2 separate regions of the Mus musculus genome follow, and region 1 is linked to region 2. A link is a contact called in ENCODE POLR2A ChIA-PET data. All regions are on one chromosome and are shown on one strand. Each heading gives the region's core, a stretch centred on a gene start or an enhancer-like site at or near the end of the contact. The rest is flanking DNA. Distances are from core to core; before and after follow the strand shown.

Region 1 (4,063 bases), core at 875-3,374, 160 kb before region 2:
GCGCCTGTCTCCTTCCCAGAAATGGGATTACCAGCATGTATCATGTAGCCTTTCACATGGGTCTCTTCACATAAAGTTCAGGTCTTCATGCTTGCACAGTGAGCACTTAACTGACTAAAGTACCAACTTAGGCTATGACTACCGTTTCCTCCACCCCCAATTATTGGTGTGTGTGTGTGTGTGTGTGTGTGTGTTGCTCTGATGGGGGGAGGCGGTTGCCACATGCATGCCAGTGTCCTGAAGACAGAAGTCATTGATCCCTTAGAGCTGGAGTAATAATGATTGTGAGTCATCCAGCGTGGGAACTGGGAACTAAGCTTGGATCCTTTGGAAGAGCAGCAAATGCTCCTAATTGCTGAGACATCTCTTCAGCTCCCACTGCAACATGCTGAAAAAAAAAAAAGTTTGCTTTCTACCTCCCACCCCCTATTGCTTGGGTTCTGTAGACTTAACTCCCCAAGGGCGAAGGGCCTTTTTCTTACCAGGAAAGCCACCAAGCCCTCCCCACCAGGCCACAGGAGCAATAGCAGAAGAGGGAGTCCCCGGGCTGCCTGTGCTCTTGCTGATTATGAGGGGAAATAGGGTTGTCACTCTCTGATATGGCCTGGGTGGAGTAGAGACAGGAGGAGGAAGCGCACCCTCTGGTTGCTCTTGCAGACCACACCCTGTAGCAAAAGACAGACTGGAAGCTATCAGAGTCTAGTGGTCACCCCAATTCCTGCCCATTTATTCACTTGTGGTGGGTAACATTTTAAGGGGTGAAGAAATAACCACTGGCTAAAGAGAAGCTGTGCAAGAAATGGCCAGCACAGGGAAATGCTGAACGCTGAACTCTGAAAATGTACAAGAGGCTTTTTTTTTGGTGGGGGTGGGGTGGGGGACAGGATTTCACTGTGTAATCCCCTGGAACTCACTACATAGACCAGGCTGGCCTAAAACTCACAGCGATCCACCTGCTTGGAATCCAAGGCATGCAGCCATGGTTTACATGAAGCAAAATGGTTCCTTTGCATGTGTACATGGGGACTTGGCATCACCACAGCTCAGGGGGAAGTACACTTGCAGCTATGACAACAATTAAGCAACCTCATCTAGCCCATGGGCTCCTGGGTACCAATAACTCAGAAACCTATCTCTCATCTGCCCGCATCCCATTGGCATGTCTGAAACCAAAGTCCTGACTTATGGTTGCCAGCATCCCTAAACCTGCTTATTCTCAGCCTTTCCTTTTCCAGGCAGTGACCGAGGATGACTCTGAAGTACCGCTACTGCTACCCCCACTTCCCAAATGCTGGAATTACTGGCCTGTGCCACCGCGCTGAGTTGTATGCAGTGCTGGGGGCTTGAACCTCGCGCTTAGTGCACTCTACCAGCTGAGATACATCCCTGGCCACGGAGCAGAGCTTTTAAAATCAAAAGACTCAGATTCAAATTCTGACTGAGCCACAAACCAGTTCTGTGATCCACTTCAACATGTTTTCTTGAATATTTTTTACATGCATTTATTTATTTGTGTGTGTGTGTGTGTGTGTGTGTGTGTGTGTACTCATGGAAATCAGAAGGCAGCTAGCTTATAGGAGTCGGTTTTCTTACAGGAGTGGGAATGAAGGTTAGTGGCAAACGCCGTTCATCCCTTCTGCATCCTACCTCAGGTTTTTAACTTGACTCTAAAGTGGGGGCTCTTTCTATGACTTGGATAAATAAAGTATCTTTTACAAAGCACTCCCCTTCTCTGTCTTTCCCTTTCTCCTCCAGCTCATCCTAGGGCAATTTCTTTCCGATTTTCTTGTCTCCTGGCTCAGCCTGGAACGAGCCTTTGAAATTTGGCGGGAATTAGTATCAATCCGGAGGATGAGCACTACGCACGCGCCGAACACCTCCTTTCTCTCGCACGCTAATTTTGCAACCTTAACAACCAATCAGAGTCAGCATAGGAGTCCGTGGCGAGAGGGGGCGGGGACAAGGAGGAGGGCACGCATTGTACTTGCAAGGTGGGGGTCTTTGTGAACCAATGGAAAAGACAGAAGGCCGGGTGGCAGTGGGGCGTGGTTCTGAAGGCTCCAGCAACCGGAGGCCGTCTCGAATCGAACCAATTAAAGCAAGGAGGTGGGGGGAGACTAGCCAATCAGCGTGCCGAACAGGACGAGGAAGGGGGCGGCAGAGTCTCTCGCGGTCGTGGTCGGGGCTGCAGGAGCTGGTGTCAGGGTTGCCGGGCGTGCGAAGGCGGCGGAGGCGGGAAAGGCAGCGAGCGGTTAAAGGGGAGCGACCGCTGACTTGCAGAGGAACCTGGAGGAGAGATGGTGATGGCGGCTAAGAAGGGCCCGGGCCCGGGTGGCGGGGTCGGAGGGAGCAAAGCGGAGGCTGAAGCCGCTTCGGAGGTGTGGTGCCGCCGAGTGCGGGAGCTGGGCGGCTGCAGCCAGGCCGGGAACCGCCACTGTTTCGAGTGCGCCCAGCGCGGGGTCACGTATGTGGACATCACCGTGGGCAGCTTCGTCTGCACCACCTGCTCCGGCCTCCTGTGAGTGGATCCGGGGGGGGGGGGGGGAACTGGGTTTGGTTCGGGTGAAGTGAGTCTGCAGGAGCTCGGGGCGATCCAGGAGGTCAGAGGGGTAGCCCCGGCATTGGATGTGGCGGTGGAAGGTCGCCTGCTGCAGAGGTGTGTCGTGGGGGAAAGGGAAAAAGCGCAGGGGGACAGAAGACGGGAGTGGAGTCGCGCTGCAGAGGGAGGGTGGGGGCTGTAGAAGGACACGAGGAGAGGATTGGAGAAACTCCCTGGGGGAGGCGAAGGCGAATTGCAGGTGGGGAGAGAGAAAGTGTGGAGGGACTGGGGTGGGGTGGGGGAGGGACTTAAAGGGCCAGAAATTGACATAGACCTTTAAAGGGAACTTTAGCTGGGGTTGCATTGTATCTCAGTTGGTAGAGTGCTTGCCTAGCACGCTCGGCGCCCTGAGTTTCCATCCACAGCACTGCATAAAACCCGAGTAGTGTGGTACACGCCTGTAATCCCAACACTGAGGGGGAGGTGATCAGGAGTTCAAGGCCAACCATGAGACCCTTGCCGCTCCACCAGGAGGGGAGCGGAGGGGAACGGGGTGGAAGGAGAAGGGAAAGAAATAGGGAAGTCGAGCCTAAGACAAAAGTACCCTAGAAGGGAATGGAAAATGCTCCACGCATTAGCCCAGGCTGACAGCCTAGAGTGGCAGGTATGAAGCCAGGGATCAGGTGCAGATCCTAATCTTTCAGGCTCTGGAATGCTAGCTAGAGGGTAGATGACTTACGAAATATACTAAGGGCAGAGAGCCAAAGGGTTATCCTGGCGGACAGCTTAGCTTTCCCGAAGAGATGAGGATCAGAATGGCATATTCTTTTCTTTTCCCCATTTCGTCCTCTGCCCCCGTTAAAGTTGCATTTGATTTCTTTACTTTGCACTGTAGGGACATGTAGGTTCCATGGCTTGTGTGGTTATCAGAGAATAACTTGTAGGAATCAGCAATTTCCTTCCACTACGTGTGGGGCCTGGGGATCAAACTCAGGTCAACAGGCATGGCTGTAAGCTCCCATACTTGCTGAGCTAGCTAGCTCACCAGTCCATTTTTTTTTTTTTTAATTTGTCTTGAGACGGGGTCTCATACAGTCCACGGTGACTTTTAATTCATGATGTAGCTAGGGGTGGCTTTGGAACTCAGAGTCCTCCTGCCTCTACCTCTGTAATGGCTGGGGTTACAGGCATGCTTTGGGGTCTTTCCTAAGTGTACTGCCGAGTCTCATCTGGTAAACTGTAAATTTGGGGAGCAGAGGCTTGGTTGTAAAATCCACAATGCTACCCTCAGCCCAGACCACCCCAGATTTCTAGTTATTTAGTAAGCTCCTTCTCCTTAGGAATTATTTGACTAACATTGGGTTCGAGATCTTTGGTTTTCTTAGGGACTCGTTTTTGTCTGGTTTTCTAGTATTTTAGTACACTGCTATTTTATTTATTTATTTATTTAATAAGGAAAGCTCTCCTGTTCTTATATGCATACCAGCCTGAAAAAAAAAAAAAAAACCAAGGAGTATTGTTCTT
Region 2 (4,416 bases), core at 1,141-3,640:
GCTCAGTCATGGAAAAGCTGGCAGACAAGGTAGACTGGGAGAACACACCAAGTTTTATTGGGAGTATTTACAAGAGTGGGTATTAGGGAAGTCACACAGGGTAGAGGTAGGGTAAACTGGGATACACAGGACACCCACACTACCCTGAACCCCAAGGGGGTAGGGTGGGGCAGTGGGGCCCTGTAAGACTGGGATGGGGAAAGGATTAAGATGGGGGGGGGGGGTCTGAGTCCCTGGGCTGGGGCTCAGGGCTTGTAAACATTGGCCACTCTCAGAGGGGATGGGGTGGGAGAGGCCCCACACTTCCTCACAGGGTTAAGGCCTCTCCAGGCTCATGGGCCCCCAAGTTCAGTCTCTTTAGCTGGGGGGAGGGGTAGGAAGAGACAAGTGCCCTCCCTCCCCCTGCATTGGCTGTGGCAGGGGCAGGGTAGGTTACATTCAGTCACAACAGGAGTCTCTCCCATCCCTCCAATGCCACCACAATGGCAAGAGGGAAAGGGAGCTGGGGGGCCAGCAGCAGCAAGACGTTTCCCCCTGGCCCATCACCCCCTTATTGCTTTAGAGAGAATATTGTCTTTTCACAGACGCTAACACTGTCAAAACCAGGGAGAAGCAGGTGGAGGGGCCCTTCCACCCAAAGCCAGCCTGATCCCCAACACTGACCCAGTTGCCACTTTGGTGCAAAAAAAAAAAAAAAGAAAAAAAAGAAAAAAAAAAAGTGGAAAGGAAAACAAAAGGTCACCTCTGTGGGGATGGATGGGAAAGAAGAACCTGGGGCCACTCCCTACTTCCCCAGGACAGAAACTAGAAATACATTCATGGAGGAGGCAGTGGCAGGCTCGCTCGCTAGCCCTAATACTGCATTCTGAGCAATGAGGTCGATGGGAGAGTCACTAACACAGTATATTAAAAAGAAAGGGGGGGGGGGGGGCAAACAACAATGAAGACAAGCATGGGCAGGGCGGGAGGGCTAGGAGTGAGGTCGGCGAGCAACAGGCAAGGCAGCCCCCAGCCAGGACACAGGCGCTCTCGACCTCCAGCCTTACACCCAACACAAAAAACATCAAGGAGAGGGGCTGCTCACTCCTCTCCCATTTGGTCAATGGAGGGGTCAGGTACGGAGCTGTGGTCTGCTTCCCACACAGCTGGCTGCTGATCAGGGGGTTCTCACCACGGGGCCCCCCTAGGTTCCGCCCCAAGCCACTCCTTCGGTGTCCTTCCCTCACAAGCAAGGCCTCGGCCATGATAAAAGGAGGGGTGTTCTCCAGCTCCTGGAGGAAGGGCTGAGTCCCTTCTCAGAGGGGGTGAGACGGGCTTGGGGGCCAGAAAATACATTCATGTGGCAAAGGCAGGGAGCTGGGGCTTTCAGTGTCACACCCAGGCTGTCCCCCGAAATGGCAGCAGTGGGGGTCAGCCCCTCAGCAGGCCTGAGTTCAGAGCCCAGCTGACAGGCTGGCACTGACAGGGCTTTCCCCAGCTCCCTCAGCCAGTGTGGGAGGGCTGTTTCGGGGGTGTGGGGAGAGGGAGCTGAGGCAGCTCATCCAATTTGTGCAACGTTCCTCCCAAAGCAGCTGAGGTAAGGGGCGACTCTGGCCCCTTACCAGGACACCTGCCACAGTAACGGCCACAGGAGCTGATCACAGCAGGTCCAGTGGGCGGGGCTTCTGGAGAGGGCCTCCGCTCGCTCGCTGTGCAAACTGCCAGCACCCAGCTGACAAGTCACCCCAATGACCCACCTTCTGGGGCAGCAGGGTAAGTGCAGCCTCAGGGAAGCCAGGCAGGACAGGTCCATGGGGCCTGGTACCCACTGGCCAAAAATAACAGTGTGATTTTTTTTTTCCTTTCAGCCTAACTTTTTTTTTCATTATTTTTTTTATCTTTTTTTTTTTTTCTAAAAAATAAAAACAAAACAAAACAAAAAACCAAAAACAAACCTCTGTGGACCTTCCAATGTCACACCCATTATTCCCAAAGGGGTGTAGGGGTCTACCGTCTAGCTTTTGGATGATATTTCTGTCTCTCCTAATGTTTAAAATTAAAGAGGAAAAGAAAGGCCCCTCCCCCATCTGTAAAGTGCCTCGTGGCGGGTGAGTTAAGGTGCATCGTGTGGTTTGTAACAAGTGCTGGGGACCCTGCCCCACTCGCTCGCTCGCTCGCTTCCTCCTCTGCTCCCTGTGGGAGCCTGCAGGCTGGAGACCCAAGGGTCCATGCTGCTGCCACCACCCGAGTCTAAGGCCCAGGGGGCAGGTGGGACAGGCTGGTCAGTAGTCATCCACGCTCTCGATCTCACCGGAAGGGCCGTGCAGGGAGTACCCTGAAGCCAGGGAGAAGCAAGAGTAAGCTTCCCCAGGTCCGCTGAGACCTGTGCAGGGAAAGCAGAGCTTTCCAGTCCCACCCGACACTTACCCAAGATGCTAGGGTCGGAGTGAAGCATCAGTGCCCGCCTTTTGGCCTTGCTGCCCTCCCCAGGGCCCAGTTTGGTGCTGTGGTTGGCCTGAAAGGCTGTCTGTAGGGAGGTGCTGCTCAGCCAGGCCTCCTAAGGCAAAAGAGGACAGAGTCAGGAGAGCCCTGGACATCCTGCCTCCCCAGGTCCCACAAGACTCCACCTGCTGCTGCTGCTGCTGCTGCTGCTGCTGCTGCTGCCGCTGTTGGCTGGCTTTCTGCTTGGCCCTCCGCTCCAGGAATTGTTTGGCAAATTCTTTGGCTTCCAGCGTGTCCCCCAGGCAGGAACGAATATAATCATGGACATCGTAAGGGGACTCCACCTCCTTGAGGATGGCGACAGCCATGGGAACTACAGAGAGGGGATAGTCAAGCATGCTGGACAGGTCTGGAGTCCCTAGAGCCAGTAGAGCCTCTCAGGCGCCTCCGTACCGTCTAGGCTGCCCGCAGTGCTCAGGGTGTGCAGCATTTGCTCACACCACTGCGTGAAGCCGTCCTGGGGCCGAGGGATGCCCTGCAGCAGCTTCAGCAACTTCTCTTCCTCTTCTGTCTTTTTGCGAACAGGTCGGCCTGACAGGTGGCTGTACGAGTCACTGAGGTAGGAGGGGAATTGGAGGCCACAGATAAGCCCAGACCTTAGCATCCCTTCTTCCTGACAAGCCCCACTAGGCAGGCGCCTCACCTGAGAGACGGGCTGCTCCGACTGCTCTTCAGGCCCAGGCTTCGGGCCAGGCTCCCGCCACTCTTGAGAGTATCTTCCCAGAGTCCCAGGTTGCCACCGCTGCTGCCCCCACTCTTGTCTGGCCCGCCCCATAGTGGCCCAGCCTCAGACACCCACTGGTTCAGAGGGGCAGAGCCCAAGCCCCCAAGCTGCTGCAAACGGCAGGAAGTCAGAGGGGCTCTAAAATGGGACCCTGGACATCTAGGCAGGGAGGCTCATTTGGGGGCAAATTGGAGGGCAGGAGGTGAAGACTAGGGAGAGGGGCCATCCTTCTAATAATGAAAGGACATAGGTCTTCAGCTCTAGGAACATGAGCTCAGGGACACCTCCCCCCAGCCCAAGCACTCCTGGAAACTGCGGCAGAGGGGCTCCCTGGGGCAGGTGCTCACCACTCGGTGGTTGGGGGCCTGGGCCCGCAGAGGCTCCCGCGGTGCCGCCTGCTTGTGCAGTTGGCGCTCACTTTCCATCTGCAGCTCCAGCAGAGTCTTCATGGACAGGCCCTGCTTGGCTAGGCCAGCCCAGAGCGGGGGTGGGGAGCTGGGTGCAGGGGGCACAGGGACATTCGTCGCTTGCTGCTGCTGTAGCAGCTTCAGCAACAATTCCTGCTGCCGTACCTGGGTAGGGACACAGTGGGTGAGGGTGGCCCGCAGGCCCCAGGCCCAGGCTAGGGTCAGGAGACAGGAGGGACTTGAACCTGCTTGCGCCGAAAGAGCTCCTCCTCTTCCTGCCGTCGCTTCTGCTCCTCCTGCTGCTGCTGCTGTTGGCGCCGCTTCTCCTCCCGTCGTTTGCGCTCCTCCTCCTCCCGCTTCGCCCTGAGCTCCACTTCTCTGCGCTCTTGAAACTGAGGCGACAGGGACTTTAGGCAGCAGGGAGGCTGAGCTGCCTCAGCCGGCCTTTGCCATGTCAGCCTGCTCTACTTACTTTATGCTGCAGTTGGAGCTGTTCTAGAATTGGACCCTGAGTCGAAGAGTTAATTGGTATGTCCCAAAGACTGGCCTCACCACCTGCAGGAGGAACAGGCAGCTGCAGAGGCCCAGGCCCAGCAGAGCCTGCCTTAGATAGGAAGTAGAAACATTTGTCCCCAAATGAGCCTCCCTGCCTAGCTGTCCAGGGTCCCATTTTAGAGCCCCTCTGACTTCTGCCATTTGCAGCAGCTTGGGCGCTTGGGCTCTGCCCCTCTGAACCAGTGGGTGTAAGGCTGGGCCACTGTGGGGCAGGCCAGACAAGAGTAGGGGCAGAAGGAGACTCAGGAG

What was found. ChIA-PET counts read pairs that join two places held with the same protein, here RNA polymerase II (POLR2A).
Region 1: POLR2A ChIA-PET joins it to region 2 with 11 read pairs in embryonic stem cell. The contact joins the promoter of Agfg2 here to the enhancer-like site in region 2. POLR2A ChIA-PET finds 5 or more read pairs at or near these places in 2 of 5 experiments (Patski and embryonic stem cell).

What each region holds. Positions count from the first base shown.
Region 1 is chr5:137,682,814-137,686,876 of GRCm38, reverse strand. Agfg2 (ArfGAP with FG repeats 2) reads left to right here and starts at 2,124. Exons shown (of 12, transcript NM_178162.3): 1 at 2,124-2,518. The coding sequence starts at 2,298. Gm15498 (a long non-coding RNA gene) reads left to right here. Exons shown (of 2, transcript XR_003956003.1): 2 at 1,236-1,492.
Region 2 is chr5:137,523,550-137,527,965 of GRCm38, reverse strand. It overlaps Gigyf1 (GRB10 interacting GYF protein 1), which reads right to left. Exons shown (of 24, transcript NM_031408.2): 17 at 4,085-4,167; 18 at 3,858-4,004; 19 at 3,553-3,777; 20 at 3,125-3,315; 21 at 2,875-3,035; 22 at 2,607-2,794; 23 at 2,407-2,536; 24 at 31-2,314. The coding sequence ends at 2,262. Among named protein-coding and RNA genes, the nearest start is that of Mir6418, 3.8 kb to the left of the region's middle. Within about 2 kb of position 2,390, at least 1 of the 3 ENCODE cell types and tissues checked has a DNase peak (open chromatin) inside an H3K27ac peak, as active enhancers do.